Regions from separate parts of the Homo sapiens genome. Here region 2 is linked to region 1. The links are chromatin loops, found by intact Hi-C in ENCODE. Cell type or tissue: mammary epithelial cell. All regions are shown on one strand. Each heading gives the region's core, and the rest is flanking DNA. Links, peaks and the distances in the headings are about the cores only.

Region 1 (15,317 bases), core at 3,200-11,199:
AGCACTGGCTACAGTCATGGCTCCAGCAGTTGCTCATTTCTCTATCGCTCCTTAAGGGCAGGGATTGTGCCTTTTGTTTCATAGCTCCAGCATCTAGCACGAACCCTCTTCCACAGAAAGCTCTTGGTATGCATTTATTGGAGACAGGGAGGAGGTGAGGAGGATAGAAATTCTTCATCTGACACTTTCCCCACATTTCCAAGGCCATAAAGCAATGCAGGGCCTTTGAACTGTAGGCCATTTTCTAAAAGTCTGCTCGTGTGGGCACACAGGGTCTCTGGAGAGGGAACTCCTGGAATGAGGCAGGTCAGGGGGAGCACCAGGGGAAGTTGGATGCCAGGAATACGTGTTCCCTCTTGGAGATCTCACAAGCTGGGGGAATTTCTCTGGAGGAATGTGAGTTGCACAATCGACCCTTTGAACACTGATTAGAGGCGACGGCTTTGTATGTCTTCATATGAACAGACTTGTAGTGGGGCAGGGACAAGGCTACTCTCCCTACTGTAGGGATTCCAGATTTTTGGCCACTCAATTCCAGAGCCCATGAACAGAAGTCACTGCTTGGACCAAGCCATGGTAACTGAGGTGACGCCATCTGGGTCAGCGGCATCAGAGAATGGGAAGCTGTGGAGAGAAGGGTGTTAACATTGGCTAATCAGAACCAGGCCCACAATTGGGCAGCTCACACATACCGTTTTGCTTGTTGACATACCAACCCAATGACAATAGCCTTGACCATACAGATGAGAATGCTAAGGACCAGAATGTTAAGAACTTGACCAAGCTCACACTGTAAGTCACTGAGCCCAAATTCAAACCTAATTCTGACTTCAAATATCTTGTTCTCTTCACATTGAATCTCTATCTCCAAGTAATTTCTTTTTCATCAGAATTTGAGTCTAATGCTCCTATTCCAGGCCAGAGGGAAGAGAGACATGGAAGGAAGGCTCTACTACCATGTATACAGACGCTAGAGAACTAGGCACTTAGGAATGTGTCTGTTGCCTGGGAAACCACACCTGGCACAGAGACAGTCCTGAGATCCCTGGCACTCACTAACCAGCCCCTTCCAAGGGAGGAAGTAACTTCAGCCAACTCCCGAAGGGCCTAGAGGAGTGGCATTGCCTCCTACCCCAAAGACTGCTTCCACTTCAACCATCAGCCACCAACACCAAATTTATCCAGAGGCTTCTTACTTGTCCAGCACTAGAAAAAAAAACTACACAGCAGTGGGATCAGAAATCCTACAGTCCAGCAGACACCTCCAATATCTTCGGCAACCTCTCCTCACAACAGAAAGGGCAGCATCTAAGGGATCCAGAAAGCCAATGTGCCAGGACTTGCCAGGACTCAGAGAAGGTAATCGACATTGGGCATTGCTTCAGGGGTGCTGGGAAAGCTCTCCACCCTGCAGACCCACACCAGGTGGATGGTATTTGAGATACCAATTCAGAACTGCTTCTCTGTGGCTTAGGGCTCTAGTGCAGGTTAAAATGCAGGGGACACTTACAACTGTGGCAGCCATTGCAAACTTAGCATGAATTGCTTTCCAGTCTAATTACGAAAACAGGTTCTGAAAGGGAGGTAAAAAGACAAAAATAGGATGACTCTGGATGTTTACTGTGGAGGCCTCAAATAGAAAAGTCAAAGTGACTTTGTATACATTCCCCATTCACAGCTTGACAGGACGGGAAAGTTCACCACTTAACGTTTTTAAGAGTTGATGGAAGCCACCAATCCAATAAGGTGTCCCCTGGAGCCCATCCAGAATCCATCCTTTAGTCCATGAGAGTTGAGCTCCAGCTTCCCTCTCCTGACTCCATATCCCAGCTGTGGTTCTGTGGTTTGGTGTACATTGTGCAGGTTGGAAGTGGCCTGTTTTCCTGGAAAGAATGAAATGTGCCCAAATGGAAAGACAAACCAGGTCCCAATCTTGGATTTGGGAATATGGGTTCCTGGTTCCCCAGAATCCAGCTGAGGAATTTTCTGACTTCAGTTAGACAGAGAAAATGACATGGGAACAGATGTGCAACTCCAAACATGCTTGACAGCATAGGCTACGAACCTGGGCAGCCCCTATACCAGGCCCCTCTCCCAAGAGCAAGCTGGCTCTGAGAATCTGAGAAGTGAAGAATTCAAGCTTTTCCTACAGGCTTATGACAGAAATTATGCCATTTGGGTATGTATCCAAATTATATAATTGTGATTCTGGGTCATAGCTTTCATAATCTTTCAATGTTTGCAAAATGAACAGATATTAATATCAGAAGAAAGGGGGAACACATCGTTCAAGTCATTGCTATTGTTAATGTGGAAACTACTTCATAGTGCTATCTTCACTTCTGCCTGAACTCCAAGAGGTCTTTAAATATATTTTATATATATGTATGTTTTGGAGACATGGTCTCACTCTGTCGCCCAGGCTGGAATGCAGTGGCACAATCAGGGCTCACTGCAACCTTCACCTCCTGGGCTCAAGCGATCCTCCCACCTCAGCCTACCAAGCAGCCGCACGTGTCACCATGCCCAGCTAATTTTTGTAGTTTGTGTAGAGATGAGGTTTCACCATGTTGCCCAGGCTGGTCTCAAACTCCTGGGCTCAAGCAATCCACCCACCTTAGCCTCCCAAAGTGCGAGGATTACAGGTGTGAGCCACCGCGCCCAGCCTAAATATCTCATTTTGAGGCATACACAGAAATCATCCTCAGGATTCTTAGGCTCTCTCCTTCCATCTAAGTATGTCCCACAATACACCATGCATATGAATTTGACTCAATAACTACACACTTGAGGGAAACATAAGTATAAATTTACTATCCACCTAGTGGTAGCTAGGTAAAATTGCAGGCATAAAGATAAAAAAGAAATCATCAACTTTGTAGTTCCTCAGCTTCAAACCCAAACCTGCAAGGGAGAGGAGAGACCCAGACGCCTCAGGGACCAGGCAGATAATACAAATAAATGAAACAGGCCAGGTGAGAGAGTACAAGTCTTGCCAAAAGAAGAAACCCCTACTTAGTTTCAATTGATTGTCCTCTTCTGAAAATGCAGATCAGAATTGCCACACATTCTGACCGATCGAGAGAGGCCAGAAATTCTAATTTTAATGTGAAACCTCTTGATTTCTTAGACGGTGGCTCAATTTTCTTGAAAACACTAGGTGAGCTAAATAAAGCTGACAGTCCACCAGTTTTCAATACTCCTCTTGCAGAGAGTGAATGGCATCTCCCCTAACTGTAGTATTAGACTGCCACTCACCAGCCACAGTTTGCAACTGCAAAAGAGGCATAAACTGACGGGGATCTCCTGCTTTACTATGCACACACAGCTGAACTCTCCAGCCGTGGAGAACAACTAACTCTATAGGAAAAAGTAGAAGGCTAAGCTGAGCCATCCAGGGATGGCGGCAGGGGCCTTCATGGCTAGCTGCTGGCCTGTAGGCACTAAATTGCAGACTGCTCCTGCAGGAAGCCTTCAGGGCCTGGGAGGCCTTTATCTGGCTCAGAAGCTAGGGCTGCTTCTCGAAGGACTTCCAAATGCTCCTCAGCAGCCGACAGAGACTGGTCAATCCAGTCCAGGCCTCCCGTCAGATGGCAGGCATTCCTTGTCACCAGCACCAGGTGACTGACAGACAGGAGCAGGGCAGTCGTCCTAGGGAAAAAAAGAAAATAGGGTCAGGTTTCCTAGGAAATGAGGGACTTTGCACAAAAGCCCAAATAGATAGACTTTTTGACTAGTATTCCCCAAACTGCACACCCTTCCCTAGGATGTTGGTAGGTATGCAATTTAAAGTTGGCTCCATGCTCAAATAAATTTGGAGATGGCTGGGTTAAACATGGTTAACTGAAGCCTGCCTCAGAGCCTTCTGAGATGTACCTGGTAAAGCTCCAAGGAGAATATAACAGGCTGTCTCTCACAAGCTTATTTAAGACTGTGGAAGCCATTTTCTGCAGCACACCTATTAACATCTCCCCAAAGAGCGCTTTGTGAAACAGTTCAGATATAGTCAATCAGATGAGCATATTCCCCAACCGCTGCCCACTGAAACATAGGACAGACACACCCTCACTTAAACATTCCTTATTGATTACAAATTGGTAAGGCCCAGGGCTGGTTTATCCAACTCAAAAAAAAAAATGTAACTGAAAACCAAAGTGAGGAGTAGATTTTTCAGTGCTGAAAGATTCACTGTAGAATACCTTTTATATGGTTAGTACCATGATGCATTTGAGAATACATTACAGATTATTAACCCACGGACAAAGCTCGGCAGCAGTAGGAGTGGGGCAGAGAAACCAAAGCTGAAGCGCTGTGACCCACTGCCGATCTGGCAACTGTTACATGTGTATGACACAGTCATATAAATCCAAGGCACGAAAGAATCTATATTTCTTAAATGGGTTGCATCTGGTATAGGAACATAACAATTTCATAGGGCTAAGTACACTCTGTGTATGCGCATGTCTGGTGGCAGGTGAGCACAGCTGTGGCTGACCTGTCACCTCCATTCTCACTGCTCTGGGAACCACTGCCCCACCGCCCAACTGGGTGGCACTCACAGCTAAGGCATGTCTGCTTCTGGGGTACAAAAATCAGAGGGGGAAAGGGGAAAAGGTAGAAGGGAAGGCACAGTTAGGATGTAACATGGCCGGAAGTCTAATCATAACAATTTAAAATCTAAGACTGCCTCTTTCTTCTCCTGGGTTTCAGGAGAGGACTGGCCTCTATCACCCAGTCAGGCGCCGCTCACTGAAGTAAATGGCACGCATGGCCCGGGCAGCCTAAGGAGGCTGCAAAGCCACCCTCCCTACACAAGCCAGTCAGCCAGCCTCACAGATCTGATAAAACGGTTGTGGACCTCTGCATGAAAAACCGAACATGCACCCACCCCTGGTCTCACCGTGCGTCCAGGAGTTTGGGGTCCAACGGAGGGTACATCGACTTCACAACATCATCCACCCTGACCGGAGGCAAAAGGTGTTCAGTACTTCACTTTCCTGATCTCCTTTTCTCCTTTTTTTTTTTTTCCTGAGACAGAGTCTCGCTCTGTCACCCAGGCTGGAGTGCAGTGGTGCTATCTCAGCTCACTGCAACATCCACCTCCCAGGCTCAAGTGATTCTCCTGCCTCAGCTTCCCAAGTAGCTGGGATTACAGGCACGCGCCACCATGCCCAGCTAATTTTTGTATTTTTAGTAGAGACGGGGTTTCACCATGTTGGCCAGGCTAGCCTTGAACTCCTGACCTCAGGTGATCCACCCACCTCAGCCTTCCATAGTGCTGGGATTACAGGCACGTGAGCCACACGCCTGGCCCCTTCCTTCCTTTCTATCTTTATTCCAGTTCTTCTTTTTTGGTATTCCAGACCTGGTCTTTAATGGTTCTTTCTCCAATTGCTTCTGCATTCTCAGACAGACACTTAGGCACAAAGACTTCAGGTTCAGTCTTTGCAGAGACTACTTTGTTTTCTAGTTTTGTTTCAGTTCCAATGGTTTTTTAAAATACAGTCATACATATGGAATGATGTTCAAGATTACTACTATATTAAAAAGGCAAATTGCCAAATAATATGTAAAGCTCAATCTGTCATTTGCATAAAAATAGATAAACAAAAGCTCTGAAATGTGGGGTTGGGAAGGATCTGGAGGAACACTCACCACTTAATAGTGGTTTTTTCCTACAATTGGGAGGGAGTAGACTTTCCAGGTCATGTATGTCTGCAGTATTTCACATTTTTATAAGCATTAATTACTCTTGTATTCAGGAAAAAAAAATACAAAGCTAAAGGTATGTAAGACACCGAAAAAGAAGGCCATGAGTTTCATTTGGCTTCACACTGCTCTACTGGATTTCTTCTACCCTGTGGTTAATTTTTTTAAATCAAGTTCAGAACTACAATTCATTCTGATTTGCGTGGCACAAGGTTTTGCTCCAAATCTTTGCTCATGAACACTCGATAGGAAGAAAAAATAAAGATGTATTGTTTGATTTCTAAAAGCACTTGAAAAAAAGATGGCCTCAAACACTCTTATTCACGGCTGTGGAGCCGGTGAGGACATGCAGAGACACAGTCACCCTCCGCGCCTATCTCAGCCAGCTCCTTTCTCTAGTGCCCTGGAGCTGAAGCCACCTCCTCGAGACTCACAGGCCATCAACACACTGTGTGGGATAAATGGAGCAGGAAAAACAATGGGGACAAAACATGGCCAGAAGGAGAAAGAAGTGTGAGGGCAAAAGGACAAAGCAGGACCCTGGCTGAATTATGGCACGGAGCATTCTAGAAGTAGTCCAAGGTACTCTTTAGGATGGGCCTGTGAGCACCAGAACAGGTCCACTCTCTGGACAATGCCACACCCTCATCTTAGGACCCGTGCTGATCCTACTCACCCAGGCTCACACAGAAACCTCAACCTCCTGAAAGTGCTGCCTTGTAACCTGTATCACAGGAATCTGCCTGGCCTCTAAGTGGCTCTTAGAAGGCACAAAAAGCATGACAAAGGGTCTAGTGAATACCATAGTGCAGAATCTTTAAAACTAATGGGGAAGGAGGCCGGGTGTGGTGGCTCACACCTATAATCCCAGCACTGTGGGAGGCTGAGGCAGGAGGATCACCTGAGGTCAGGAGTTTGAGATCAGCCTGGCCAACATGGTGAAACCCCATCTCTACTAAAAATACAAAAATTAGCCAGACATGGTAGCAGGCACCTGTAATCACAGCTACTCAGGGGGCTGAGGCAGGAGAATCGCTTGAACCCGGTAGGTGGGGGTTGTAGTGAGCCAAGATCGCACCACCGCACTCCAGCCTGGGTGACAGAGCAAGATTCCATCTCAAAAATAAATAAATAAATAAAATAATGGGGAAGGAATGCCCAGTGCCCACCCAGAGCCTGGGATGTGGGTTCTTATAAAGCCAGGGGCTGACCATGTGGCTACAGCCCACTGGAGGCAATTCCAGAGAAGGCAGGGAACTGTTCTCAGCTGAGTCCCTCCCTGGATTATCTCCCTCCCACTCTCTCAACTCACTGAACTGCCTGGACTGAGTTCAAGCTGACCAGGTCGTGTATTCCCTCAGAGGAACTCACGTGGCAACTCAGGAAACTGGTCGTTTTTATTTGGTTAATCTTGAGGCAGAGAAAGGGCTGGTTCCTCGTGATTTACCTGGGGCCATGGCAACAAGGAACGTGTGGGCCCCTGGAACTCACAGCAGTGCCATTGTTTCAGCAGGCATACAGAGGTGCCCTCCCGGGTGGGCGGAGGGGCCAGGTGGCTGACGTGGAAAACATCCTGGCCCCGACCCTCTGCTCAGGCACGTCGGCATACCAGCCACCAGGTGGCAGCACAAACTTAGTACAGCCCTTGGCTCTAAGAAAAGGGCTTTATTTTTCCTCACGATATCAAGCCCAAATGAGGGGGTGTAGCTGTTGACTGCAATCCTGCTGGTTGCCTCCCACACGGGATTTCGCAGTTAGCCTGGAATCTGGGAGGTTGAATGCCATATGGCTTCAGCTCCCACCCAGTGCTGGAGGCTGCTGGCCTGGGCCAGGGATGGAGCAGTGGGCACAGCCAGAGTGGGTCCCCCAAGCTAGTCTCCAACACAGATTCAGGCAGAGACAGGGGTGTGGGCATCTGTGTGACATGTTGGCCTGGGAGGAAGGCGTGTCAAGGGGAGCTGGTATGTGGCTGGGTAAGAGGGGCGGCCACGGGCTCTGCAGGGCAGGGTCTAGGACAGGGTCAGGACTAGGCACCTGCTGGCGCTTCCCCAAAGCCCTCTCAGATGGGTCATGCTGCAGGTGGGGATGGTGGAAGCCCACCTTAGCTGAGAAGTCTCGGTATCTAAACCCTCCTGGTCACTCTGTAAATGTGTGGGAAACAAATAGCTGAAGTTGCCTGTGCACCATTTTATAGAAGAGCCCAGCTCTGCGGCTACCCCAGCTTCCAGCCCCTCTCTTCCCTCAGGGAGTGTGGGGACCTCGAAGCCGCCAATTGCTCACCTGGGGCTGATCCGCTTGGCCACCACAATGATGTCGCTGACACTGGCTGAAGTCTTCATCTTGGCCCCAGAGCCCATTGTCATGGCAACAAGCTTCTCTGTCAGAGTGTGACAAATCTAATGCGGCAGGGAGGAGAGAGATGAGGGCTGACCTGGCTCCACTCAGGGCCTCGCCACCCCCACGAGACAAATCAGCCCTGCCGTGAGTTCCATCGCAGCTGGCCCCCAACCTAATGGCCAGATGTGAAAAGTACAGAGATGAGAGGAAACGGGTGGGAAGTGGCAAAAGCCAAGGGCATGGCTGGGAGAGGACCTGGGGTGGGAGCCGCAGATCAAGGGCAGGGTGTGGGCTCTGGGAAGCCTAAGCTGAAATAATCTGTCTTAAGAAAAATCATGTGCTCCAATTTCACCTTCTCACTTAGGGGAAAAACCTACTTTCTTTTTCTATTCCTTCATCTCATGGTTTAGTCTTCCACAAGAATAAATATCTCCAACAAGGCACCCTCAGGAATGGGGCTGAACAAAGGGCAATTGTTCCCTTTAAGCACATGCTCCAATAACAGCACTTATTTCAACAATTGTCTCAGGTAATATATTAGCATGTTTATCAAGCTGATGATGAAAGGACCTTAGGAAAAGCAGGGAAAAGGCAAGACTGACTACAGCCTTCTTCGTGGTCCCACCCACAGAGCTGGCCACCCCAGAGCTTGCTTCCCCTTTCCAGGCCACCCCATGCTAGAACCAACCAACATGGGTGCGCCTCTATCCATGGCAAGGAAGCACCCCTACCTGACCTATACTTGGAGCTGGACAGTAGAGGGCAGAAAGAAGCCCAAAGGTCCACCTGGGAGTTAGCCCAGACCCCTCTCCCAGCTCCCACCACAGAGACTCAAGGGCAGGTGACCTAGCAAAAGAGTCTTAAGATCCCAAGAGGAGACTTAGAAGCCCTCTCCTTTGATCAGAGGTTCGCCGGGTAGACACAGATTCCAATTCAATATGACTCCCTCCAGCTGATTCATCTCACACCACAGGTGCCATTTATCCTCCTAATAGATGAGGACAGGAGACAAAACCCAGGCCCAGGACACATCTTGGCCAGGAGAAGGGAAATGTAGTATAGTATTATCTTCTAGCCATTATGCCTACCTAGCTCTATCAATAACCATATTTATATCTATAGCCATATTTGTATATCCAAAGAGCCTCTCAGAATTAACTAAGCCTGGACTCTGAGATAATAACTTCCTACTAGGCATTTATCCATCCCCTGAGAGAGACAGCCAAAGAAGAGGTGGGGTAAAGAATGTTTTATTAATAGTGTCTTCTACTGAATGACACTAAAGAAAAGACAAAGTTGTCTCTTTTGAAATCTTGAATAATTACTAGTCAAAGAGATAAATGTGTGATTACCCAGGTTACTGATGTAAAAAAAAAAACCCTGATATTTGCAACTGGCCAAATATTTCAGTATAGTTATTATTCTATTAGGTAGGATATTAACAGGCAAGAATTGAAAACAAATGCTAAAACCATAAAATTACCCAAAATGCAAATTGGATGCAATTTTTCAAAGATTCCAGGCTTTCAAAGAAAAAATCCTCTGCCTTCAGATTGAAGTATGCCTGCTTTGGTTTTTTAACACTGATTGTCCCATTTGGCTGACTACGGTCACAGCCAAAGAAGGCTAGTGATGACTTTCTAGTCACAGTAGAAATCCAAATACAGAAAGAAACTCACCATACAGGCCTGAACTCTCTGTTAGTGAAAATGAGTGTGCAGGGGGAAGCAGGGAAACCCCATTTCTCTTGGCAGCTACACGGTCTCAGGAATACACAGCTTTCTCCAAGAGGAGTGAAATGGTGGCTGTGTACCTAGGCTGTCTTTCCCACAGGTCATTGAATTAAGACGACCAGATGAAATAAAGCCTTTGAAACAGCCTTGAGATTCTGTGAACAGCCAGTCCAGGCAGGGGGGGAAGTAAACCACAAAAATTCCAAGTGTCAAGTTAAGGAAAGGCCTCTTGCGAGAGGTCAGTGCCCTTTCTAAGGTCCCGTTCTACTCCATCCACGCACAGTGGTGCTTTTCGACTACCCTTTATCCCACAGAGAAATAAGAGAGGGTTACCTTCAAGATGGCAATGCAGTGGGACATGAGACCCCTGGGGAAACAAGAAGAAGTCATCAGTGCTCATCTGGAGGGGCCCACCACCCTCCAGCTCCCACCCTTGCTTCTCAACTTGCCCTGACCGGTGGGCACAGCCCAATACCAACCACTGAGAGTGGGAATGCCTCAGTGTCAACATGAACCAGCCCATGAGTTAAAGGAGGGAGCACCTCCCTTCCCTTCCCCTCCCTGCACCCAATCCACTCTTCCAGCAAGCTCCACTGTGTGCCTAGCGAGTCATGCTTTAATATAACTCTCAAGCTTCTGGTAGACTGTTCCCTCTGCCCAATGTGTCCTTCCCCTTTGCTCAGACTGGGGAACTCCTCCTCATCTTTCAAGACCCAAGTCAAAAGGCACCTCCTCTGTGATATCTTCCATGAGATCCAGCTCAACCTCCCCAACCCAGGCAAACCTAGACACTGCCTTCTCCATGTGCCTACTGCACTGTACACAAGGATCTCTTACAGTTTCTGTGATACTGACTATAACTGTCTTTTCAACCGTTTCAATATCTGCAGCACCTGACCCAGTACCCTCCACATAATGCCCCACAAACATGGGACCAGGGAATGGATGGCTAAATGGATAAGGCAATGAAGTAGCAGCCGCTTCTCAAAATGTAGGGGCTCCTGTTGGATGGAGAGACCCCTGAGATCCTAAAGAAAAGGGCTGCATCTCTGAAGCCTGAGCCAAATTTATGGGCACTCAAGGATAACCAAAGCACACCAGGGTGACTTTATAACAACCTTTGCCACACAACTATAGGCCGCAGTGTTCAGGTCTACAAAATGTGGGGAGAGAAGGAAAGGACAAACACTTTCAAGTCATATTCTGATTTTCCCCCACACTAAAGGCACAGGAAAGAGCAGCAAGTAACAGAGTGACTGTTCTTGAATGCCAGCTAAGTGCTCTGGCAAAGGACACCAGCAAAGGGCATCATTTGCCAGAAGCCCGGAAGCAAACAGTTCCCATGGCCTTACGAGGCATCTTCGATCCAGTCTTCATTCTCCAGAATGGCCTCAATGTGGGGGTTGGTGATAACGACATCGTCCAGTTCTAACTCAGAGGGCTCAGACTGGGTCTCCATGGCACCAATGAGGTCCACAATGGGCCTGGAAGAAAAGGCCCCCGTTAAATGGTTTCATGGTGGGTGACCGCTGCTGATCCTCTCCTCACTGAGGCCCACATACACCATAAAAGAAGTAAGGGAGTCAGTAAGCTAGGGCAGAGACCACTTGTCCCGGATCCAAACCTAAGCCTAGTGGGGCTGCAGCTGAGGGCAGGGCACATGGCTAGACAGGGAGTTGGGGAGGCAGGCCGGGAGCACTAAAACAAAAGAAAAGTGAAATGGAGTCAGATAAGCTACCAAGAGAAAGAGTAGGGTATAACTACCTGATTACAAAGATGTTAGGGATATCCCTTCAGGACAAAATTATATCCTTCTATAATGTATTTTCCCTTTAATCCTACATTTTACAGAGAGGCGGTGGTTCCTATTACCCAAACCTACATAGGCTCCCCACCTGGTCTGCAGAATAACTCTTGTGAACCACTTTGGTCCATCCCTATATCCCTGCCTTTTCCTAGTTACACTGGAAAAGTGAAAGAAGTAAAAACACCTCCAATTTTACAACAGGGTACTTTAGAAAATGAGATACCATGGCATTCTGTTCAGTAGAAGAGCTTTCCTGGGTCATATAAATGGGCATTTATAAATTATGAACCACTTGACAGAGATGCTGATAGGATTAAGACAGAAGGATAAGAAAAACTAAGGGTTAATCCCTGAACGGTCTATCAATTAAAATATCCCTAAATTGAAAATAGAATCTTGCTTACAAAATATATTTCACATACAATGCATCACAAAGAAATCTGCTGGGCAGGCCAAGCATGGTGGCTCATGCCTGTAATCCCAGCACTTTGGGAAGCTGAGGCGGGTGGATCACCTGAGGTCAGGAGTTCAAGACCAGCCTGGCCAACATGGTGAAACCCCGTCTCTACTAAAAATACAAAAATTAGCTGGGCGTGGTGGTGCATGCCTGTAATCCCAGCTACGTGGGAGGCTGAGACAGGAGAATCACTTGAACCCGGGAGGCGGAGGTTGCAGTGAGCCAAGATTGCACCATTGCACTCCAGCCTGGGCAACGAGAGTGAAACTCTATCTCAAAAAAAAAAAAAAAAAAAAAAATCTGCTGTGCAAAGAGAGAAACAGTCCTAAGTTGGGATTTCACAAAACCAAATGTTTGTTGCTTAGATGTATGGCCAGAGTGTGGGCATCTGATTTCTGTTCCTGTGGGTCTGGCTGGAAAGTGATTTGGCTTATCCAAATGCTAAGTGAGGTGGCCAGTTTGAGACAGATGGCTGAGCTTTTATGCTAGGTGAACATGTTCATATTCAGTGACTTTCTTCTTGGCTCAGGAAGCAGAGAAGGAGGTGACTCAGGATGTTGGGAGGCTTAAGGAACATTCTTAAACTCTGAGGTCTTTACAGGGAAGGACACCTGCAGGTACCATTTTAGAACCAAAAAGCTGAGTTAGAGTTGCCCAACACTGAACTACGTGTTCCTCTCTTTTTCTTTAGTTAGAGCCCACCCCTCCTCCTTGCCCTCCATAGGCTCACTCACTTAGAATCATAGCGCTGCAGCAGGTCTCGCGGCCGGCAGTAGCGCTGCCTGCAAACCAGCACCAAGGCTGCAAACGAAGCCAGAAAGATGGTGGCCAGCACACCTATGGCAACAATCACCACAGTCTCCATGCTTCCAGAGGGCTCCTGACTCAGTCCCGGTCACATCCTCCTCATGGGCTAAAGCTTGAGAGAACATGAAGTCAGAGCAGATCTGGTCAAGAAGCCACGAAAGAGAGTGGGACAGGTGGGTCTTACCTGCTGGAAGTGGCAAATTGGGGAAGAGGATGGCAGGTGCTAGGTTCCTCCACGACACCTGCAGAGACCTGAGGGCCTGAAGAGAACCAAGGTAAAATTTATGCCATGCCCCAAATTTGCCTTTTCCTTTCTCAGAAGAATTTGCTCCCCAGTTGGACTAAAATTTTTTGTTTGTTTGTTTGTGTTTGTTTGTTTTTTTAAGATGGAGTCTAGCTCTGTCACCCAGGCTGGAGTGCAATGGCACGATCTCAGCTCACTGCAACCTCTGCCTCCTGGGTTCAAGCGATTCTCCTGCCTCAGCCTCCCAAGTAGCTAGGATTACAGGTGCCTGACACCACACCCGGCTAATTTTTTGTATTTTTAGTAGAGACGGGGTTTCACCATGTTGGCCAGGCTGGTCTTGAACTCCTGACCTCAAGTAATGCACCCACCTCGGGCCTCCCAAAGTGCTGGGATTACACGCGTGAGACACCGAGCCCGGCCTTAAAATAGCTTTTTAAACCCTAGACAAAAGGAAACATTTTAACTAGCAGTTGTTTTCGCAGCCATAAAAACATGCACAAAAGAACACCCATTAAAGAGAGGAAAGATGAAACTGTATTTACTGAGGATCTACTCTGCACCAGGTTCTTTGTTAACTTTTCCAACAACAATCTTATGAAGTGGACATATTAGTAATCCCATTTTACAGTTGAGGAAACTGAGGTTCAGGGAGGTTACAGAATTTTTCCAATATGCAGTCAGGAGATGGAAAGCCATCCACTTACACTGAGATGGACATTCACTCTACTTTTCCTTTCTAAGGAAGAAAGAAGACTGTAAAGGTTCTGGAAAGAGTTCTAATTGCCAGTTTCAGTGTTGGAAACTTAGAACTGGCATTAAAGTGTCCATTGCCTCTTGCCAGTTTTCACTCAGGAGACTGTTTCACATCTATTTCTTTTTCTCATAGAATTCTTTTATTTGTGTACAAAAGAAGAATGAAAGAAGTCCGTGCATTTGTATATACTAGTGCACAGAATTTTTTTAGTATGAACACATCGATAGGCACAAACACACATAAAATGTAACTTGATAACAGTAGCTGCCTCTGGAGAGAGGAACTGAAGAACGGGGTCTTTCACACCTATTTTAAACTCATAAGCCAGAAGAACAAGGGCATCTCACAGAAGTACATATTCACTGTTATTTCATTGTAGGCCTCCTGCTTGTCTCTCTTTGTGCAAGCATTCTCCCCTCTCTGGGCTTTAATTTCCCCACGTGAAAAAAAGACACTCTGACTTAGGAGTCCTTAGAATACCAGGAGGGTGCTTTTCCTCTATTTGCACTTAATTCTATCCTCCATGTCTCGGAGGGTCCAAACGCTCTCGGTCACCATTCACTAAGTATTTATTGATCATCTACTATGCATCATGCACTGGAGATTGGAGATAGATAGGACAGAGACCCTGATCTTAAGGAGTTGGTGGGAGAGGCAGACAGGTGACAAACCACTTCAACTCCATGTGCCTGTGCTTCCTGCAGAAGAACACAGAAAAGAGAGTAACTGTGCTTGCATGACACTTTCTGGGAACTGACACTTTCACAGGAGTGGTGAGGCTAGAGCTGGGTTTTGAAGGATGAGCAGGAGTTTGCCAGGTAGACAAGGTTGGGACATGCCTGGCTTAAAGTGCCAAGGAAGCCTTTCTCAAAGGGCTCACAGAGCTGCTCTCCCATCTCGAGCTCACTGGACCACAAGAAGGAGAAGGCTGGCATCTGCCTCTTCTGTGTGTGTCGCTGATTTTGTGAGAGGTAGGTGGGGGAGGGGGGTAATTCTCAGGGTCCGCCTCTGTTTCTCTACGTGTGTGTTTCTCTTTACTGTCCTTTTAACCACCTCCTTTTGGCCTTTGTGTTTTCTGCCTCCTCTTATGTCTGCCTTTATCTCTGTTTCTCTTTCCAGGCATCTTTCCCTCTGCTGCTCCCGTCTCCCGCTTCTCAGTGTCTCTCCTTCCCCTCCCCCGGTCCCCAGGCCTCCAAGACCACCCACTTGGTTTCCTCTCTCTTCCTGTGCGTTCTGAGTGTTTCTCTGATCGTGTTTCTCTGGGTGTGTGTGAGCTGAGTGTGCTTCTAAGTGTGTTTCTCCGTGTGTGTTTGTGTTAGTGTGCGTGAGCTGTTTTTCTGTTTCTGTGTGTGTGAGCTGTTTCTCAGAGTGTGCTTCTGAGTGTGTGAGCTGTGTTTCTCAGAGTGTGTTTCTGAGTGTTAGCTATGTTTCTGAGTGTTTTCTGAATGTGCTTGTGTGAGCTGTTT
Region 2 (15,317 bases), core at 3,209-11,208, 61 kb before region 1:
GCTCTAGAACTTCTCTGAGGTTCAGTTTCCTCCTAAAAATGGGGATGACCATCTCAATCTCCTCCGGATGCTGTGCTGCTGTGATGGCCAACATAGGGTAGGTCAGAGATGATAAAGAGGTCCCATTCTACATGCCAACTCCATCGAGAGTGACTACCATTGAACTGTCAAGAAAGATTCCTTGGCTGGGCGTGGTGGCTCACACCTGTAATTCCAGCACTTTGGGAGGGTAAGGTAGACAGATCACTTGAGTTCAAGACCAACCTGGCCAACATGATGAAACCGTCTCTACTAAGGATACAAAAATTAGCCAGGCATGGTGGTGCGCACCTGTAGTCCCAGCTACTTGGGAGGCTGATGTGGGAGAATCACTTGAACCCGGGAGGCAGAGGTTGCAGTGAGCCAAGATCACACCACTGCACTACAGCCTGGTCGACAGAGGGAGACTCTGTCTCAAAAAAAAAAAAAGAAAGATTCCTGGACACATGCCAGCTCAGTAAAGACAAAGGCTTGTACTCAGTTTGCAATGTCTGCCATAGGCACAGAGGTGATGGGGTCCAGGAAATTCTGGGTGCCCTCTGACTGGCCCACCTCCCACAGTTTCCCTACCCTAGAAGCTTCAGGCCAGTGCTCAGAGTGGAGAAAAACCACCATACCCAGCTGAGGGCATGGACCACACAGAAAGAGCACCCCGCAAAGCCTCCTTCAGCTGCCAGGGGCCTCTGCCACCCTCACCTGTACCTACAGGTAGAGAAGGGACAGCACCTTAGCAAGCCAATCATCCCCAGGAACATTCAATCCACCCTTAGCACAAAAGATATAGAAAAGCCCATTTTAAATCTGTCTCCTGCAGCCAAACTAATCCAAGAAGGGGGAGACTTACGAAAAGTAACAAAAATTCATTGAATTCTCCCCTACTTTCCATAGGACTGTCTACTACTTTTCCCAAACCATTCCCCTTCTCCTCCTTCTCCTCCTCACACCTTCCCCTTTCTCTTTCTCTTCTTAGCAAACAATGAGAAGGACACAGTACAGGTCTCCTAAGGAAGCCCTGGTCACTGGGGCAGGCATGTCCTGTTCCCACCCATTCCTCCCCAGGTAGGTTGGAACTTGCTACCCCCAGAGCTCAGGAAAACCAGATGAGCCAGCATTTCTGAAGCCCCACTCTGTGCCAGGCACTATGCTGGGCGCGTCGCTGCTCTATATTATGGATTACGATGATAGATTACAGGTGCAATTGATACAATATTCCAAGGTGGCCTTCATTTGCTCCTCTTGCCCATGAGGAACACTGAGCTCTGAGAGGTGGAGTGACTTTCCCAAGGTCAGGTGGCTAGGAAAAAGGAGAAAACCCCATTGCTCCACCTCTGCCAAACTGCCCAAACCATGCTGAGCTCCCTCTACACCACATATGGGCAAGAAGGAGGCAGGCAGGACTTGTATGAAAAGCAGCCAGGGTGGTTACCTGGCTGAGGGATAGAGAGTCTCCCCAAGAGAGGGATCCCCGGGGGCATGGGGCAGGGGGTGGCAGTGGGTCCATCTGGAGAGATGCCTAGGGTCTGGCACATAGGTAGTGATTAAGTAATATCATTGAATCAATTGTTGCATATTAGATGGTATCAAGCCCCATTCACTCACTGATTCTGCAAACATTAGCTGAGTGCCTACCATTCATTCATTCATGCATCAATCATGCATTCAACAGGTTCTTTTTTTTTTATTGAGTATAATGTGCCAGGTACTATTCTAGGTGGTAGACATATAAGGAACGAACAAATTTTCTGCCCCCATGGTGCTTACAATCTAGCATAGGCAAGTGAAAAGGGGATATACATAAATTCAGAGGTGCATGGAATAATTTCAGATAATGGAGCATGCTGTAGTGCCAAGATAGTGACAAAGAGGGGAAAGACTCCTTCAGCTACAGCAATCAGAGAAGTCACTTTGAGGAGGTGAAACTGAGACAAGACCTGACTGAAGAAAAAGGGAGCGTCACCCAAAGGTCTGAGGAAATGCATTTCCACAAAAATATCAAAGTATTAGTTGGGTGTGGTGGCGTCCACCTGTAGTCCCAGCTACTCAGGAGGCTGCAGTGAGCTATGATCGCACCACTGTACTCCAGCCTGGGCAACAGAGTGAGACCCTATCTCAAAAAACCAAAACACATGTATACATGCATACATATGTAAGAAACCTGCACGTTGTGCACATGTACCCTAGAACTTAAAGTATAATTAAAAAAAAAAGAATACTATGTGAGAGGCACAGTTCAAACTTGACTGGAAGCAACAAGATCTGAAAGGGCGGTGGAAGTTGAAGATATTACAGAGACCTTATAGGATGGCTGTGGCAAATGGAGAGGAAAAAGTCAAAGATGACAGTATTTTCAAATTTGAGTGACTGGAAGAAGAATACTAAAATTAACATAAGTAAGGTAAGGATATTGTTTCAGGAGGATGGAGTGTGGCTTTAGACATGTTTGGTTTTAATTATGTATCAAGCAATCAAACAGCTAGGATAGGAGTCTAACGCCAAAAATTAAATCTATTTAAGAAACTGGAAATTTAAAGTGTGAACAAGTGAGCCCTGGGTTAACACTGGTTACCTTTGGTTATCTTTGTATTCTACTCACTCGATACCACAAACACATGGCACCAAAATTTTTTCTGTAATAAAAAAACTTACAGCTTGAAATTCAAAAAAACAAAACAAAACAAAGATCTGAAGAAATAAAATTCCAGGAAGACAAGAGAGAGGTACAGAGACCCTGTGGTGCAAACAGCTTGTTGCATTCAAGGGACAGAGTGTAATGAATGGGAGAAGAATGATCGGTGATAATGAAAGGCGTGAAGCAGCATGCTACCCTCAGGAAACTAACCGCCAAGGACACAAACTAGCTAGAGCAAAAGTTTCCGAACAGGTGAGAGTTGAATCTGTAGCAGTCAGCTGAGTCTTGGTCATGAAAGACCTTGTATACCAACCCAAGGAACTTGAACTTTAACCCTATAAGATAAGAAAAGCTATTGGGCCTAGGATGCAAGGCAGAAACAAGATAGAAAGCTCACTCTGAGGGAGGAGGTGGAGTTGCAAGGACCAAGGTTAGAGACACGAACACTCTTAGGAAGCCATTGCAATCGTCCTTGGGAAGAGGTGATGAGGACTTGATTTAAAGCAGCTGCATGTGGATAGAAAGGAGGGAGAGTTTCTAGAGATATAAAGAAAGTAAAAGAGGTAAGACTTAATGGCCCATGGTAAGTGGGGTGAGCGACGTGGAAGGAGAGAGATACCAGGACATGGCCTGGTTACTCTCACCAACCTGAGCATGTCCTTCAGGAGCTGAGCTCTGAACATAGAGGCTCCCCTGGCCTCTACATTCAGATGGGCCTGCACACTCTGTAGCCCTCATAACAAGGGAGGCCTCCCTGGCTTTGATCAGGGCCCTCTTCCCTAAATACTCCTTCTCCAGCTCCGTCTTCACCTGCTCCTGGTCAACCACCCAGCCCAGGCCTTCAGGGTCCCTTGTCCAGGCCTGATCCCAGTCCAGCCCCATCTTGAAGAGACTGTGGCCATCATCACTGCTCACAGCCCCCAAATCCTTTAACAATGTTCTCTTTGGTTCCAAGAGCTTCACTACACCTATTCCTGGGCTCCTCTCCCAGACAAGCTGAATGGGACCCAGTGAAGCAACCAGGCCAGGCAGGCAACAGAAGTCTGAAGTTGAAGTAGAAGGCACGAATCCTTCAAAGATGGATGGTTGGACCATGGACTGGAAGAATTAATATCATTAAAACGACCATACTTCCCAAAGCAATCTACAGATTCAATGCAATCCCTATCAAAATACCAACATCATTTTCCAGAGAATTAGAAAAAAAATCCTAAAATTTATATGAAACTAAAAAAGGGCCCAAATAGCCAAAGCAATCCTAAGCAAAAAGAACAAAGCCAGAGGCATCACATTATCTGATTTCAAATTATATTACAAGGCTATAGTAGCCGAAACAACATGGTACTGGTATAAAAAACAGACTCACAGATCAGTGGAACAGGGTGGAGAACTCAGAAATAAGGCCACATATTTACAGCCAACCGATTTTTGACAAAACTGACAAGAACATACGTTGGGGAAAAGACGCTTTTTTCAACAAATGGTGCTGGGAAAACTTCTGCCATGTGCAGAAGAATGAAACGACCCCTGTCTCTCATCATATACAAAAATCAATTCAAGATGGATTAAAGACTTAAATGTAAGACTCACAACTATAAAAATACTAGAAGGAAACCTAGAGAAAACTCTCCTGAACATTAGTCTAGGTAAATAATTTATGACTAAGACCTCAAAAACACAGGCAACAAAATGAAAAATAGACAAATGGGACTTAAACTAAAAAGATCCTGCACGGGAAAAGAAATAATCAACAGAATAAACAACTTGTAGAATGGGAGAAAATATTTGCAAACTATTCATTCAACAGGGGACTCATATGTAGCATATACAAAGAACTCAAACAACTCAACGACAGAAACAATCCCATTAAAAAGTGGGCAAGCCAGGCATGGTGGCTCATGCCTAAAATCCCAGCACTTTGAGAGGTCAAGGCAGGAGGATTGCTTAAGTTCCAGGGTTCGAGACCAACCTGGGCAAAAGAGTGAAACCTTGTCTCTATAAAAAAACAAAAATTAGCCAGGTGTGGTGGCATATGCCTGTAGTCTCAGCTACTCAGGAGGCTGAGGTGGGAGAATTGCTTGAGCCCAGGAGGTCAAGGCTACCATGAGCCATGATCAAACCACTGCACTCCAGCGTGGGCAACAAAGCAAGACCCTTTCTCAAAAAAAAAAAAAAAGTGGGCAAAGGACATAAATAGTCATTTTTAAAGAAGATATATAAATGGTCAACAGTTACATGAAAAATGTTCAACATCACTGATTATAGAGAAATGCAAATTTAAACCACAATGAAATATCATCTCACCCCAATCAGAATATCTGTTATTAAAAAGGCAATAAACAACAAATGTTGGTGATGATGCAGAAAAAAGGGAACTCTTATACACTGTTAGTGGGAGTGTAAATTAACATATCTGTGGAAAATAGTATGGCGATTTATCAAAGAACTAAAAGTAGAACTACCATTCAATTTAGCAATCCTTCTACTGGGTATCTACCCAGAGGAAAAGAAACCATTATGTCAAAAAGACACCTGCATTCATGTTTATCAAAGCACTATTCACAATAGCAAAGATATGGAACCAACCTAAGTGTAATGGATGAATGGAAAAAGAGAATTTGATGTATATACACAATGGCATACTATTCAGCCCTAAAAAAAGAATGAAATCATGTCTTTTGCAGCAACATGGTTGGAATTGGAGGTCATTATCTTAAGTCAAAAATGCCAGGGACAGAAAGTCAAATGTCACATGTTCTCACTCCTAAGTGGGTGTGAAAAAATGTGTACACATGGACATAAAGATTGGAATAATAGGGGCCGGGCACAGTAGCTCATGCCTGTAATCTCAGCACTTTGGGAGGCCAAGGTGGGCAAATTACACAAGGTCAGGAGTTCAAGACCCGCCTGGTCAACATGGTGAAACCCCATCTCTACTAAAAATACAAAAATTAGCCAGGTGCGGTGGTGGGCACCTATACTCAGGAAGCTGAGGCACGAGAATCTCTTGAGCCTCGGAGGCAGAAGTTGCAGTGAGCTGAAATCGCACCACTGCACTCCAGCTTGGGTGACAGAGTGAGACTCCATCTCAAAAAAAAAGGACTGGAATAATAGACAATGGAGATTCAGAACAATGCAGGGTATGAGGGGGGTGGACAATGAAAAATTACTTAATGGGGACAGTGTACATTACTCAGATGAGGGATACTTTAAAAGCCCTGTCTTGACCACTATACAATCTATATGTGTAACAGAATCACACAGGTACCCCATTAGTTGTACAAATAAAAATAAATAAAATTTTTAATTTGTCTTACAAAAAATAAATTTAAAAAAAAGAAAGATGGATGGGTCATGGGTCCCAGGCCAGATGACCATAACAACAACCCCTTGGCAAAGTACAGTGAGTAAGCGTACATGTGGAGTCACACTGAGCTGGGTGCAAATTTATCTCATCTGAGCCTCTGTTTCCCCTTGTCTGTGGAATGGTGGTCATAATGGTAGCTGCATCATAGCTATTGTTCTAGGGTCTAGATTAGATAATGCATGGCACATGGTAGGCACACCGTGTTTGCCTTGATGTTAAAAAGACAGCAGCTTCTCCCTACTTATGATTTAATAGCTCCATTAGTCATTGATGCCCCTACTGCCAGCAGGGTTCTTCACCACTCTGTCCCCTTGCATGAGTCGCTCTCAAGTTTCATCATCATCTTGACCAGACCAGCAGGGGAAGGAAACTGGCCTGACTCGCTAATTGTGGACATTCCACGCCCCTCTGGTGTATGCTGACCCGGAGGCATTCAGGGTGGCTGAATTAGGTGGAGGAGGATGGTGGGGGGCGACAGTGTCGTCCCCTCCTCTCCCTAAGAGTCACCAGCCATGCCTCAACCAACAGTTCAGTGCTTACAGGTTTCTTTGGAACCTTTTCAGAAGAATCTACAGTCTGAACTCAGGGCTCAGGCTTCTCACACATCATCCTATCTCTGCAACTGCTGCTGCTGCCACCACATCCACTGCGATCCTGAGACCCACCCACCTTCCTCCTTTAGAGGCAGTCGTCCCAGATTAGCAGGGGACCGCGCTATCTTTTTCTGGGCTTCTCGTGTGCTGACTAAGGCAGAAGGCTGCACTGGCTGTGCGGATTGAAAGCCACGGTCACTCCCGTCCCATCCTCCAAACTCCTAGCAGTAGTGGGCAAAGTGAGCGCACCGTCTCTATCAGCGGCACTTGAATCTTCCGCCACGAGAGGGCACCAGAGAGCAAGGTGAAAGCAGAAGCTCCGGGTGGTCATTCTTCTCCCGCGACCAAGCAGCACCCCCGGCTTGGCAGGGGTGTGTGTTAGTAGTCACAGCTGGAGGGCCAAAGCACAGTGACCACCATCTGCAACCAAAGCTGCAGAAAAAAAGTGTCCCAAGAACCTTCCCAATCAAGCCAGAGGTGCACAGCCCTAGATCCAGCTAGGGTTGCCAGGTAAAACATAGGACACCCAGTTAAGTTTAAATTTTAGATAAACGTCAAATAGTTTTAATATAAATATGTTCCTATGCAATATTTTGGACATGCTTAAAATTATCTGTTGTATATCCAAAGTTCAAATTAAACTGGGGCATCCTGTTTTTGTTGTTTCTTATGTATTTGTTTTGTTAAATCTGGCCACCCTAGACCCAAATTTTGCCAGGTGTGGTAGACAAAAAATGCACTGGTGCCCCCCCCAAACACCTGCCCACAGGCCACCAGAAATGGAGGTAAGCCTCTGGTGCTGGGCTTTCTGGAGTCCACTGGAAACCCAGCCCAAGCGGACAGGTGAGGTGAGGGAAAACGGAGGTGCTCTGGCTCTGACATGGCACCTGCAGACACACTGAGAGCTGAGAGCCATATTCACGTTCAACCATCCTTTATTCGCTGGCTTGTCTTCCCAAGCCTAGGTCAGGAACCAAACCACATTTCCCAGCCTGCTGTGCATGGTTCCGTCCATCCTAGAAGTCACAGCCATCCACCCATTCAGTGAGGTCTTTTCCCTGGCAGTGATGCCTCCAGGCCTCCCTGAGGATGGAGAACAGGGAAGAGGAGAGATAATATCAGCTGCAGTTGCCAGTCACCGCCCAGAGAAGAACAAGAAGGAGAGTGTGGTCTCTAAACCAGAAGTGAGGAAGGAAAGGGGTTTGTTCCCTGCTGCTGCCCACCAGTCCTAACCATACCACCGCTGCGGGGCTCCAGCCCAAGTTACTTACCAGTAACCCAGACCCTGAGGCTCTTGGGTTATCTTCATGGCACAGATAACGGTATCCTTGAGATTAGGATTCAACAAATCTGGGGTGATAGGCAGAGAAACACAATGAGAGAACAGGAGACATCCAGGTGTGTGTGTGTGTGTGTGAGTGTGTATCTGTCTGTCTCTCTCTCTCTCTCTACACACACACACACACACACACACACACACACTCCACTCGCCTAAATCCAATCCTGTCTCAACCACTCCGGAAGCACAGGTACAACCCTATCCCTCTCCCCCTCCATCAGAAACAATCCTCCCTCCATTCCTATAGCCCTAAGGCAGTCTCCTATCTGGGACCCCAATTCAGACTGATGGAAGACCTACCCTCATCCCTTGTCCCATCTCCCTCTCCTCCGTGGGCCCAGCCTGATGTGGGGGAACCCTCACTCAGAGATGGGGGTAGCAAACTAAACTGGGAATGGAACAAAAGCTAATGCAGGGCCTGACTCCTGCCAGCCCTGGGCCCAGGCCCAGCTACCTGAGCAGTACATCCGGCACACGTTGGGGACGTTCGGGGTGAGGTTGCTGCACCACCTCCGGCTGTTGATCTGGAAGATCCCGTTGTTGGTGCTCCCATCAGCCTCGTAGTCCAAAGCAGCTGCGTTGAAACCGCTTGTGAAATAAGCAAGGCAGACCCCTGCATAGGGCAGAGCATAGGCCTGGGGGTCAGATGGTTACAGCCACCCCAGACCAGGGTGCTCACTGCACAGGTCCCACGCTGGCTCCACCGAGCCTCTCCTGCCTGATCAAGGTGATTGGGGCAGGTGCCTCCCACCTGCTTTGCAAACCAATCAATCGAGGCTTAGAGGTGCACAGCGACTCACCCAGGGTCCCATCCAGCTACCAAATAGCATGGGTTGGGGCTGGCCTCAGGCCTCTTGACTTTTAGCCCAGCAGTCTTCCCATTATCTCATTGTTCAGCACATAGTAGGGCCCAATAAATTTGTTGAATGAATCTACAAGTGCTAAATCTTTTTTTTTTTTTTTTTTTGAGACGGAGTCTCACTCTGTTGCCCAGGCTGCAGTGTAGTGGCGTGATCTCAGCTCACTGCAACCTCTGCCTCCCGGGTTCAAGCAATTCTCCTGTCTCAGCCTCCCAAGCAGCTGGGATTATAGGTAGCTGCCACCATGCCCAGCTAATTTTTGTATTTTTAGTAGAGACGGGGTTTCGCCATATTGGCCTGGCTGGTCTCGAACTCCTGACCTCAGAGTGATCCACCTGCCTTGGCCTCCCAAAGTGCTGGGATTACAGGCCTGAGCCACTGCACCCAGCCTACAAGTGCTAAATCTTCAGTAACAAGATTAGGAAGACCCAGGTGGAATCTATAGAGGGTGCTCGACCTGTTAGAAAGATGAGCCCCGGTATGACTGCCCTTCCCACATGGCCATCTAAAACTGCCACCAGCTTGAAAAGTTTGGCATGACTGCTCTGTTCAGTTTGTCTTTTCTAATTTCAGAAGGAATGTCTGATCCTTGTGGCCATAGTTAAGTTTAGGGGACTGAGCTGTTTGTTTCCTTTGACCCCGACTTTAGCAGCAGGGGGAAATGAAGGGGTGACTCCAATTTGGTTGCCTGCTGCCTGCCTACTGCGTGTTTTACTCCGTGCTGGCTGTTCTCTACCTGCCATCTCAAATCATCTTCAGTTTACAGAAGGGCTCTAAAAGCTCCCGAAGCCACAGCCCTTGAATGAGAAGGAGAGAGGGAGGGAAAGAGGGAGGGAGGTGTGGGGAAGTCAGGGCCCGCCAGGGAGAGGGGTTCTCACAGTCAGCCAGGCTGTATCCCCGGTATCCGTCCAGCCCGAAGTCATGTAGCACTCTGGCCAGTTCACAACGACCGTAGAGCTTGGCCTCACTGGAGGGTAGCAGGCAGCTGAGCAGACAGACCAGGGCCAACAACATGATCCCAGCTGGGCACCACCGCCTTCTGAGAGCCCTGCTCCTGGCTTCTATGCCGGCGGCAGAGGTGGAGCCACCACCACTCTGGCTCAGAGCTGAGCTTTGGGATGACAGGCAGCTCACCAGCCTCCGTGGTCCACTCACAGAAGGAGAAGAAACAGGGCTTGAGTGCACCCCTGGGAAAGGGGAGAGGAGAGAAGGGGTGGGCAGAAGGCCAGGCTCCAGCAGCACGTATCAGCCCCCTTGCATTCCTGATCAGCATCACCCTGACCCCGAGACCAGCCCCTCTCCTTCCCCATCCTGCTTCACACCACCCAGGCCAGAGACAGGAAGAAAACTAACCTATTGTAAGCTCCATATTACACGTTACGGATTATTTAGTCCTGAGGCCCAAGATTTTATAACTAGGAAGGGGCGAAGTTTGGATGGAGACAAAGTTCTATAAATCCAAAGCCCCACTGAGCAGATGCTCCCGGAGGGGATGGCCAGGCGGTGTGTTCATGGGTCTCTCAGCCCAACTGTCAAGGGACAGCCCTTCTGGCATTGACCCTCCATCTCCAGATCTTAACTGAAACAAGGTCTCCCCCAGAACACTGCTCCCCTATAGCCCGCTCAAGGGGAAGCTGCTCTTTCTCCACACACAAGACCCCAAGATGTCCCGAGAGTCTCCTCCACCCCCACCACCACTTCTAAACCATAACCTGCAAAAAGCCCTTCTCCCTGGAAGCCCAGCCTGCCCGTCTGGTTTGACCTCCCTGCCCTGTCATCATTGGCTGTGTGTGGCCAGTCCCCCAAATCACAGAGGACATTAGCACCTGGGTGTCACAGCATCAGGGCTCCTTCATCTCCCCAGACCTAGTCCCCTCCAGTTCCTCTGTGTCTCAGCCAGTCCCTCCCCTGCCCTGGTCATCCCTGCTTCTTGTCCTCACCCGCATTTCCCCACCTCTGTGAGCTCCTATCCCACTGCCCACCACCTCTGACAAGCCTTCCCATGCTTCTCTTGACCTCTGCGCCTCCACACCTGCTCTCCACCTTCACAGAGTCAAAAAGTGAAAGAGTTGTACAAACTCTTGTTTGTGCCAATTGGTGTCCCTGGTCTCCAACCTCCACGGGACCTTGAATGCCCCCGAGGATGACAAAGTGGTTGAGGTCATGGCTTTGCAGCAAGGTTCGGGTTGGAAGCCCCCCTCTGCTCCTTGCTCCATCTCTGATTTTGGGCCCTCCCTGAGGCTTGTTTCTTCCTCTATAAAATGAGGACGTGAGTAACACCTGCCTCATATGATTGTTGGAAGAATAAATGAGAAAAGGCGTGGGCACAGCGTAGCTCTTGGCACTAAAAATAAGTGAGTTGTTGTTTCTGTTATGAACTACAACTAACACTGGTACTCGCGCTTGTCTCTGCTCAGACTTCTCTCTCCCATTTCCCTCACAGGAAATGAAAACCCTCAGTATTGTCCTTTAGCACGCCACGCTGTCCCACCCCTTGGCTCTCAGAACATGATCTCGTCTCCTGCTGCACTAAGAAAAGCAAGGTGCTCACTTGTGGAATTTCTTCCTCTTTCTGCCTTAGCCCTGCTCACTTGCAAACTCATCAGTAGCCTCCTCGCCCTCATCTCCACCCCGTCATTGTTTGGGTACGGGGCCTCCAATCTCATGCAGGCCCATCTTCCCTCTAAGCTCTAGATTTGTCCTTCCCATCACCAAGCCTTGCTCCATCCGTTGTCCCTCCTCTCCCGGCGCGCTAGCACCGTTCCCCTCCTGCTCCTCCTTCCCCTGCTCGTAGAGACTTTCTCAGTCTCCATCTTCTAAATGCCTTCCCTCAAGTCTCATGCTGACTGCTACTCCCTTGTCTCTTTCCCCCTCTTCTCGCCCAAACTCCTGGGGAAAATCGCCACTTTCTCCCTCCCGCTTGTTTTCCAACCTGGTGAATTGGCCTCCCTGCCATCACCGCGCGCTGAAACTGCTCTGCGGGTCCAAGGAGGCCCCCTTCGACTCTGTCTCATGGGAGCTCTCAGCTGTACTCATGCCGTCCGCCACCCGCTGTTGAAAGGCTTGCCTCTCCTGGTTTCCACGATGCTCCCTTCTCCCAGGTTTCCTCCTCCCTCTCTGGCTGACTCTCCTCCTTATCCTCCGTGGAATTCACTTCTGCCCAGGCCATAAACGCTGATATGCTTTCTAAGGCCTTCCTGCCTTGAGCCCTCTTCTCTTCCACTTTGAGGAAACCCCCTGGGCAGCCCTGCTGTTAGCCACCGCCTGAAGGCTGGCAACCCCTGTGGCATCTTCCCCAAGACCTCAGAGGCAGCTACTGGCAGGACACTTCCACTTGAATGCCCTGCAGGCACCTCAAACCCAGCACATCTAAACAGAACCACTGTTTCCATCAATGCCTTCTTCTGCCTTGTGACTTTCCTTATGTGCTTTAAAACATGATGGGCCACACATTTACCCAAACTGGAAATATGAATGTCATTCTTCACTCCTTCCCCATGACATCTTTCACCCAGTTCCAACCAATCAGTCCCAATGTCCTGTGGATTCCACCTTCCCTCCGAGAGCACCGTCCTTTCCTAGGTTCACACCTCCATCCTGGCTTCCTTCATGGTCTTCTTGTATCATGTCTCAACCACTCTTCCAAGCTATTCTATACACATCCATCAGAACAAATTTGTTAAATGAAAAGCCCAGCCCTGTGACACCTTGGATGGCTCCCACCATAACTGCCCCTTCGAGGTCCACACGGCCCTTCACGACCCTTCACAGCCCAGCCCTGCGGCCCACTCCCTCATTCACACGTTATGTTTCAGCAGTGCCACCTTGTTCTCTCACAATGACCTTGCTTTCTAGAACATTCACCCTCTCCTTTCCTCTACATGGTTAACTCTGACTCATACTTGAAGGGTCTTATCAGAGGTGTGTTCCCCAGTGAGAGTCTCCTGGCATGCCACCACCCCCCACACTCTCACACACCCGATCTTCCACATCCTCTGTCACACGAGGCTGGAATAGATGTCAGTCTTTCCCACCACAAAGTTAACTTCTGAAGAACGGCGGCTGGTCTTATTTATCTGCATGTCTTATTTATCTGCAGAGTTGCTGGCATGGAGTAGCTGCTCTGTGGCTGCTTCTGAAACTCAAGTCCACAAAAGGCGTGGCCACAGGGACATGAGACCTTCTTCTCACCGCGAGGGGAGTGAGAAGGAGGAGGCAGCCAACCTGGTGGAGTTTGTCAAGTCTTTGAACACTGTGCCAGGCCTTTCCCAGAGCTTTTCCAACTTAATCTCATCCAATCCTCTCAGCAATTGAAAGGTGTGGGGTTAATATCCCTAAGTTGTAGAGGAGGAAACTAAATTGACTGCTACACATGGACTGTTTTTGATTTTTTTTTTTTTTTTTTTTTTGTAGAAAAGTGACTTAAAAGGAATTCCATCCTGAGCATTTCACAACAGCTCCAGAGTTTCTCTCTCTCTCTCTCTCTCCTCTCTCAGCTGGTCACTCTTCCAGGCCAGGATAACCCCACCCTAACCACCACCTTGTTTTTCTCCACCTGGTCTCTGGCCAGACCAACCCAGCGCCCCTGTTAACAGCCCCAGGAAGAAGGGAAAGGGGGCTCACTGATCAGGGGTGCTCCCCGCAGAGCTGAGACCATGGTGACAATGGCAGCAGCAGCAGTGGCTCAAAACCCTGCTTCAGCTCAAGATGTCCCCCACAACCTTGCCAGGGCCCCAGGCACCCAGTGTTAAGAGAACAATGGGGAAGGCAGGCTCCAGGCCAACGGAGGGCCTTCTAGAACTCCAGCTCTGTGAGCTCATCTTCCACAAACAGCGCCACCACAGAGCTTTGACTAGCCCACCTGAGCCCTTCCACTCAGGGTCCAGAGGCAGAGCAGGATATCTAATCCCAGCCCCCTTGCACATCTCTGCCCCACACACACACACACATACACACATGCGCGCGCGCACACACACACACACACACACACACACACACACACTACACTGAGGGATGACACTTCCTCTCCCAACAGATCTTTCAGATGATTATCCAGGGATAATGGTAGACACCTAGGGATGGTGATGGATGTACAGAGATGGTGATGGGTACCCAGGGATGTTAACAGGTGTGCAAGGACAGTGGTGCGTGTGCAAGGATGGTAGTGGGTGCCCAGAGATGGTGGTGTGTGTGCAGGGATGGTAGTGGGTGCACGGGGATGATGGTGGGTGCCCAGGGATGGTGATAGATGTGCAGGGATGGTGGTTGGTGCCCAGAAATAGTGGTGGATATGCAGGCATTGTGGTGGGTGCCCAGGGACAGTGGTGGGTGTGCAAGAACAGTGGTGGATGTGCAAGGATGGTAGTGGGTGCCCAGGGATGGTGGCAGATATGCAGTGATGGTGGTAGGTGCCCAGGCACAGTGGTGGGTGTGCAGGGACAGTAGTGGGTGCCCAGGGATGGCAGTGGGTGCCCCAGGATGGTGGTGGGTGTGCAGGGATGTTGGTGGGTGCCCAGGCACAGTGATGGGTGTGCATGGATGGAAGTGGGTGCCCAAGGATGGTAGCAGGTGCCCCAGGATGGTGGTGCATGTGCAGGGATGGTGGTGGGTGTTCAGAGACAGTGGTGGATGTGCAGGGATGGTAGTGTTGGGTGCCCAGGGATGGTGGTGGATGTTCAGGAATGGCGGTGGGTGCGCAGAGGCAGAGGTGAGTGTGTAGGATGGTGGTCAGTGTGCAGGTACGGTGGTAAGTGTGCAAGGATAGTGGTAGATTCCCAGAGATGGTGATGTGTGCCCAAGGATTGTGAGGGATGTGCAGGGATGGGGGTAGGTGCCCAGGGATGGTGGTGGGTTCCTAGGGATGGTGGTGGTTGCCCTCTGCTTTTCCAGGCTGCCCATCTCACCATGAAGCTCCTTTGAGTGCCAGAAAGTTCTTCCTTAATGCTGAGCCACAAGCCACTCCCTTCTCCACCTGGATGATGGCCATTCAGTGTGGACAGGTGCAGGGCAAAGGTTACCCTATTGACCCTAAAACTTAAAGGACAGAGAATTGGAAGGAAAGGGCATGTGGTGCCCACGTCTGTGTCCCACAGGAGCCTGAGTCCCACAGCACAGCAGCTAGAGCATAGGCTTTGGGGTCAGGCTGACCAGGGCTGAACACAGGCGCTAGTGACTTCCAGGTGGATGACCTAGAGAAAACAGCCTCACTTTCTGATTCCTTGATTCTCAAGCGGGGATGACAACACCAACCTCACAGGGTACTAGGAAGGCTCAATGAAACAGCAACAAAGTGCTTAGTACCCCAGGTGCTCAATAAATAATAGTAATTACTACTAAGTGCAGAGCACAGCCATAAAAGTGTCTGGTTGCACCATGTCCACCCTATCTGTCTGGGCCCCACCCCAGGACAACCAAGTTAAAATTGAGGGATGGCCCAGCATCAGCACCAGTATTTTTTTCTTTCATTTTTTTATTGAGGTAAGAACACTTA

Evidence for each region. Hi-C counts contacts between places; a loop is a spot of excess contacts. Peaks named below come from ENCODE experiments on the same cell type or tissue, not always from the same donor. Only the 100,000 strongest peaks of a DNase experiment are listed, where the experiment ranks them.
Region 2: it touches region 1 in a loop (5-fold over the local background); 13 of 110 quality-filtered maps call a loop at or near these places.

The regions. Positions count from the first base shown.
Region 1 is chr17:32,929,120-32,944,436 of GRCh38, reverse strand. TMEM98 (transmembrane protein 98) reads right to left here. Exons shown (of 8, transcript NM_015544.3): 2 at 13,035-13,110; 3 at 12,778-12,962; 4 at 11,132-11,263; 5 at 10,113-10,146; 6 at 7,990-8,105; 7 at 4,901-4,960; 8 at 122-3,651. The coding sequence starts at 12,908. The coding sequence ends at 3,444. Among named protein-coding and RNA genes, the nearest start is that of TMEM98, 8.6 kb to the right of the region's middle. RefSeq lists enhancers at 7,152-7,446, 7,357-8,006, 8,007-8,657 and a silencer at 7,864-8,051. In mammary epithelial cell, for the core only: a CTCF peak has its summit at 7,324 (motif pointing right); a DNase peak (open chromatin) is centred at 7,286; H3K27ac peaks cover 1,063 bases.
Region 2 is chr17:32,990,106-33,005,422 of GRCh38, reverse strand. SPACA3 (sperm acrosome associated 3) reads right to left here and starts at 13,576. Exons shown (of 5, transcript NM_173847.5): 1 at 13,451-13,576; 2 at 9,706-10,014; 3 at 8,422-8,580; 4 at 7,900-7,978; 5 at 7,546-7,711. The coding sequence starts at 13,484. The coding sequence ends at 7,645. RefSeq lists an enhancer at 2,543-3,078. In mammary epithelial cell, for the core only: a CTCF peak has its summit at 6,916 (motif pointing right); DNase peaks (open chromatin) are centred at 6,362 and 6,872; H3K4me3 peaks cover 210 bases.